Linked DNA regions of Homo sapiens: region 1 is linked to region 2. Evidence: chromatin contacts called from ENCODE Hi-C or POLR2A ChIA-PET data. All regions are on one chromosome and are shown on one strand. The core of a region is the stretch at or near the end of the contact, and the rest is flanking DNA. Distances in the headings are between cores, read along the strand shown. Region 1 overlaps UMAD1 (UBAP1-MVB12-associated (UMA) domain containing 1). Region 2 overlaps ICA1 (islet cell autoantigen 1).

Region 1 (2,700 bases), core at 174-2,673, 300 kb after region 2:
AACATTAATTAATCTCACAATACTCCCACGAGGTATGAAAGGCAATTATCCCAACGGTGTCAATGAAGAAATACAGCAAAGTTAGGTAATTGTCAAAAAGCCACAAAGGGAATCAGGGCTCCCAGTTCCGGGCTCTCAACGCTGACTCAAGTCACCAGGGAGGTTCAATGGGGAGCTTGGTTCACGTAATCAACAAAAAAGAGCCTAAAAACAACACAAAACTAAGTAATCCAATTTCAGAAGAGTAAAAAGTGGCCTGTGATTTAGAGGCCACTTTGACTTCTTTCATTGACTTCTTTCATTGAAAGGTACCCAGAAAGACAGGCTCCAGAATGGAGCTAACAAATAGAACTTCTTTGTTCCTTAGTTTGATTTTATGATCAAGTATTTCAGATAATTTTTTAAGAGTACAGAGAATTGATATGATGCATCACCAATGAATGGTACTTCCAAAAATATATAACAAGAATAAATTTCTGTAAGATATAGATACTTAGAATATCCTGGCGACAGCAACTTTTAAGATAAGGACATGCTGAACACAAAAATATGGGTTAGAGGCTAAAACAGAGTAAAACTAATGTCACCTTAACTGTAACTCTTGAGGATTTACATCAAATTAATAGTCAGGAGAATCCAATTAATACTAGCCAAGAATATCTAACTTCATACAAATAATTTTCCTTATAAATGCATAAGTATATCATTAGTATTTGTTGTAATATTATCTTCTTTAAGAATCAGAGAAATACAAGCATTGATTTTTATCAATAAAATACATATTTTAAGGACTGGTATATTTTTTATAATTAAAAAATATTCTTGTAGCCACATGAGGAAATGTTTGGGTGATTGGCTTATTCATAAAAACTAATAACAAATTTTTCTATGCAGATACTTAAAAAGATGGGAAGATATAAACAGGCTTCAATTTACATTCACTTCACTTATCCAGTACTGAAAGATACAAGATCGGCAAGTAAAGATTCATAGAACTTAGTCTATGTGTTTATTTATATTGACTCAAAACCCTACTGTATCTCTTCTTACAAAGGTTCTGAGGCAATATCTGACATTAGAATAAAGAAAACCATTGAAATAGAAAGTCTGGGACAAGGAAAATGAACCAAAACATGCTGAAGGTAAGAATCAGTATGACTGTGGTTTCCACACTTTGAAGTTGGCTCACAGTTTTTGGGCACCCAGAGCAAAGAAGAAAAACACGCATGTTAAAAGAAAGAAAAGAAACGAAAAAGGGAAAAGAAAGAGAAAGATACAAAAGAGAGAAACCAAAACATATAATTTTTTACCTAATAGAGGTAAAAAATCAATATAGTATGAACGTGCTTCAAGCAGAGAATGAACTTCTGATGGGAGAACCTGGAAAGGCTCCAGGGCAAACAGTCACATTCTAGGCTGGAAATGAAGGGCAGGGCTAACCTCCAGAGCAGCTGCTACAAAAAAGGTATTCCACACTCAATCTTTAGCAAGCAGACAGAGAGCCGTGTGATTACAACGCATGTTTAGGAAATGGCAAGTTGATTCCAGCACAACGTACAAGGTAGACACAGTCCTAGCAGGGGCTTGGCCAGACCTGCAGGTCCACTGGCAAATGCCTCTTAAGGAACAAATAACATAGTAGATTTTTGAGGGAGAGGTGGGAAAATAATATAACTTTTCTTTTTTAAAGTAGAAAACTCTAGTGCTGTGTAAAGAATAGACCAGAAAGGCAAAAGTCAGAAGGAAGAAGGTTTGTCGGAAGACTCTGTAGTAAATCCAATGAGGGAAGATAAGGGCCTGATCTCTGGTCCTGGCACAGGAAAGGTAAAGGAGAGGACAGGTAGGAGACTCTCTGACAGCTCCTAGTGAATATAATTAAATGTGAGGAAAGAGATGAGTCAGTCACACATGACTTGAGGGTGCCTTGCCTCTTAATCCTATGTGACCAAGGAGATCCAGAAGCTGATACTACATGCTTTTTCTAATGTTTTACTAGGTTTGGTGACAACAAAATTAACATATACCTTTGTGTCATAATATTTTCCATCAAGGAAAGTATACAAAATTGTTTTGTAAAATGCTCGTTCATTACATTTAAAATCATGTCAGAATATGAAACGTATGTTTCTTTAAAATAAAAATATAAAGTGCTATTTCAGCCAGATTCATTATATGAGACCTAAAGCACTGTGGCTATAGTTCTAGCTCAGGTTTCAGCACATTCCTTTTTTTGTCCATTTATATTTACGAAAAGGAAAATGGGCTTTAACTTTTTATCCAGGGATTTATATGATTTGCACTAAGTGTCTTATTATCTACCTCCCACATTGCCAGGGATAACACAAAACTATGATCAAAGTAGATGCTTAAAAATTACATGCTGAATGAATAAATTCAAGAATTAAAGTCAAACAGAAATCACCTGTTCCCCAAACTTGTAGAGAGTTATTGCTCTTAGCACTGGACTAGCTGTTCAGTGCAGGTATGCAAGTGATTGCTGCTGCTCATTCAGTAACAATTTAAAATGTTCATCAGGAAAGATCTATTTCCTAAATAATTTATCCTTATCACCAAATTTGTTGTTATGAAAAATTGCTAGACGCCCTATACAAGGCCAAGTCCTTATTAATGCCAGTGGTAAGAACTGCTAGAAAAAGAACATTGACAAGAAAATGTTTGGGAGCTATTACAACACACTTA
Region 2 (2,700 bases), core at 163-2,662:
TAAAACAATTTTAATTGTCTATATTCTAAATAAAATGTTTATCTCCTGCTACCTCCTTGGTTACTACTTCTAGACTTGTGATTCTAAATTGTGGTCACATGTCAGAATAATAGCTCATTCAGTAGGTACCATAGGTGTGGGTGAAAACTTTTAGCCCACAGCAGTCATACATGTTTACCTCTGAGTTCCTCCTGAGTCACTCAGAATTGTCTCCTGCAGTTGTCCATATATTACTGACTAGGGATCTGACTGCTTCCTCGCATACGAAGTGGCAAGTTCTAAAAAGCGCCTTCTCTTTTCTCATGAACTTTCCCTCCTCTCTGTCTTCCTCAGCATCCTGGGATGTACTGCTGGCTTTGGTACATTTTTTTTTTTAACCAAATACTGTTCTTAGCTGATCATCCTGTAGCCTGTAGTGCTCTCTATAGATTTACCCTTATAAAGATTTCTATAAAGATTCTGGCCGGGCGCGGTGGCTCACACTTGTAATCCCAGCACTTTGGGAGGACAAGATGGGCGGATCACTTGAGGTCAAGAGTTCGAGACCAGCCTTGCCAACATAATGAAACCCTGTCTCTACTAAAAATCCAAAAATTAGCCAGGCCTGGTGATGGGCATCTGTAATCCCAGCTACTCTGGAGGCTGAGGCAGAAGAATCGCTTGAACCCGGGAGGCGGAGGTTGCAGTGAACCGAGATTGCACCACTGCACTCCAGTCTAGGCAACAGAGTAACACTCTGTCTCAAAAAAAAATAAAAAAAATTCTATAAAGAGTCTATAAATATTTATCCCTGCCCTAGGTTTTATGTTTTTCAGTAAGATTACTTGTCTTCTAACATCTACTGGTGAAATGGAGTAGCAAGCTTAGGGATCATGAACAAGAATTTTTTTTTTTTAGTGCCTACTCAGGGTCCAGTGCTGTTGGTTTGTTGTTTGTTTTTTGTTTTGTTTTGTTTTTCAGGGAGTAGGAGTTGTTTTTCCTCTCTCTGTTCTTATTATAATCTATATCATTTTTCATCAGAGCGAAGTTCTTAGAAGCAGTGTTCTTGAGTTCCAAACAAGTACAGTTTGTTATAATATAGAATATGTTTTTCTTGTTAGCCATTTTCGTAAGGTGTTTTCCTCCCTATCTTCCCCCTACTCTCTTTGGGCGATGTGAGGATAGTGTTGGTGTTTGGGGTTTTTCATCTGTACTGCAAGCGTGTGGCCTTTACGATTAGTCATAATGTCCAGAGTGGGGACGAGGGAGAAAACCAGAGAGATGGAGTCTTCCTGTTTCACACGCAGATGAAGGTAAATTAAGTGACATTTATCTGCCAGCTTTTCTGTGCTCTCGTTTTCGGTCTATGTAGTTATGTTTCCTTCCATCTTCTGTGTTCTAATTTATGCTGAGGTCATGAAACTCAGTATGAGTTCAAAAATACCACCTGAGTGAGCTGTCACCAATTTCCCACACCGTGTCTAAACTTAAAAGAGCTTCCTCTCTATGTGAGTTTTCACACAGATATTGCTCATTGGTTCAGGATCAGTTCTCCTAGGGAATGTTCTCCCAGGGGCATAGGGTTTTTATTTTTGAAAACTTGGGCAGTACAGGGCAAACATGCTGAATGGATCTGTCATCTCAGCCTTTCTGCCACGGTGCCTGCATGGTGCCTGGCTGCCAGTGGAGCCATCTGACCTTAGAAACCCTCAACACTTTACAAAAGCTTAAATATTAATTTATACATGAGATCCTTAATAGGTTCTGAAGTAAAAGCAGAGTGCTACAGTGAGAAAACACCTTGACTGTGAGTTGGGGTCCCTAGCAAGATTGTCTGTAACTAATAAATTTTGTGTCATTGGGTAGGTTATTTAACCTGGGTCTTTTTCCTTATCTGTAAAGTGAGTTAGAGGAGATGATCTCTAAGATTCCTATTGGTTGCAAAAAAAAAAAAAAAAAAAAGTATGATTTTTCTCACTGGGACAAATCATCAGGTTCCCAGAATATGTTTGAGCAATGGCAAGTAGAGAAGTTTTGCCAAATTGAATGAAGGCTTTCCAGATGGCTATATTGATGGGTAGCTGAAAGGGCTGCATTCGTGCTTGACTGCAGACATCCTGAATACCACTAGACAGAGTGTTACTTTAGCCAGTAGTCAGGGAGCCACTGAAGGCCTTTGAGTAAATGAGTAATCTCACAGCCAGCCTGTCTAACTTTGCTTTCTGTTGCTTATAAAACAGAATACTGGCACCTGGATAATTTATAAGGAAAAGGGCTCATGCCTGTAATCCTAGCACTTTGGGAGATCAAGGCAGGAGGATCACTTGAGACCAAGAGGGCAACAAAGTAAAACCCTATCTCTACAAAAGTTTTAAAAGTTAGCCAGGCATGGTGGCATGTGCCTGTAGTCCCAGCTACTCAGAAGGCATTCAAGCCTGGAGTGCTATGGTTGCACCACTGCACTCCAGCCTGGATGACAGAGTGAGACTCTATAAAGAAAAAACAAGAAAAGAAAAGAAAGAAATGGAATTTATTTCTTAGAGTTATAGGGGCTAAAATGTCCAATTCTGAGGGGACACATCTGGTGAGGGCCTTTTTTGCTGAGTCCTAAGGCGGCTTAGGGCATCACATAGTGAGGGGGCCGAATGTGCTCCCTCAGGTCTCTGTTCCTCTTCTTATAGAAGCTACCAATCCCACTCCCATGATAATCCATTAATTCAT

The links. A loop is a pair of places that touch in the nucleus more often than their neighbours do. ChIA-PET counts read pairs that join two places held with the same protein, here RNA polymerase II (POLR2A). Pooled maps may share reads with other maps.
Region 1: a loop to region 2 is called in a pooled map, with 4 times the contacts of the local background. The contact joins two enhancer-like sites. A Hi-C loop is called at or near these places in 1 of 168 maps with a recorded cell type or tissue (natural killer cell), 11 of 37 single-sample maps with no recorded cell type and 6 of 50 pooled maps. POLR2A ChIA-PET finds 5 or more read pairs at or near these places in 3 of 52 experiments (GM12878, activated CD4-positive, alpha-beta T cell and activated CD4-positive, alpha-beta memory T cell).

What each region holds. Positions count from the first base shown.
Region 1 is chr7:7,829,059-7,831,758 of GRCh38, reverse strand. All of the region lies in intron 3 of UMAD1 (UBAP1-MVB12-associated (UMA) domain containing 1), which reads right to left. Among named protein-coding and RNA genes, the nearest start is that of RPA3, 110 kb to the right of the region's middle. Within about 2 kb of position 1,423, at least 3 of the 41 ENCODE cell types and tissues checked have a DNase peak (open chromatin) inside an H3K27ac peak, as active enhancers do.
Region 2 is chr7:8,133,088-8,135,787 of GRCh38, reverse strand. All of the region lies in intron 12 of ICA1 (islet cell autoantigen 1), which reads left to right. Among named protein-coding and RNA genes, the nearest start is that of ICA1, 130 kb to the left of the region's middle. RefSeq lists an enhancer at 1,235-1,364 and a silencer at 2,075-2,124. Within about 2 kb of position 1,412, at least 5 of the 41 ENCODE cell types and tissues checked have a DNase peak (open chromatin) inside an H3K27ac peak, as active enhancers do.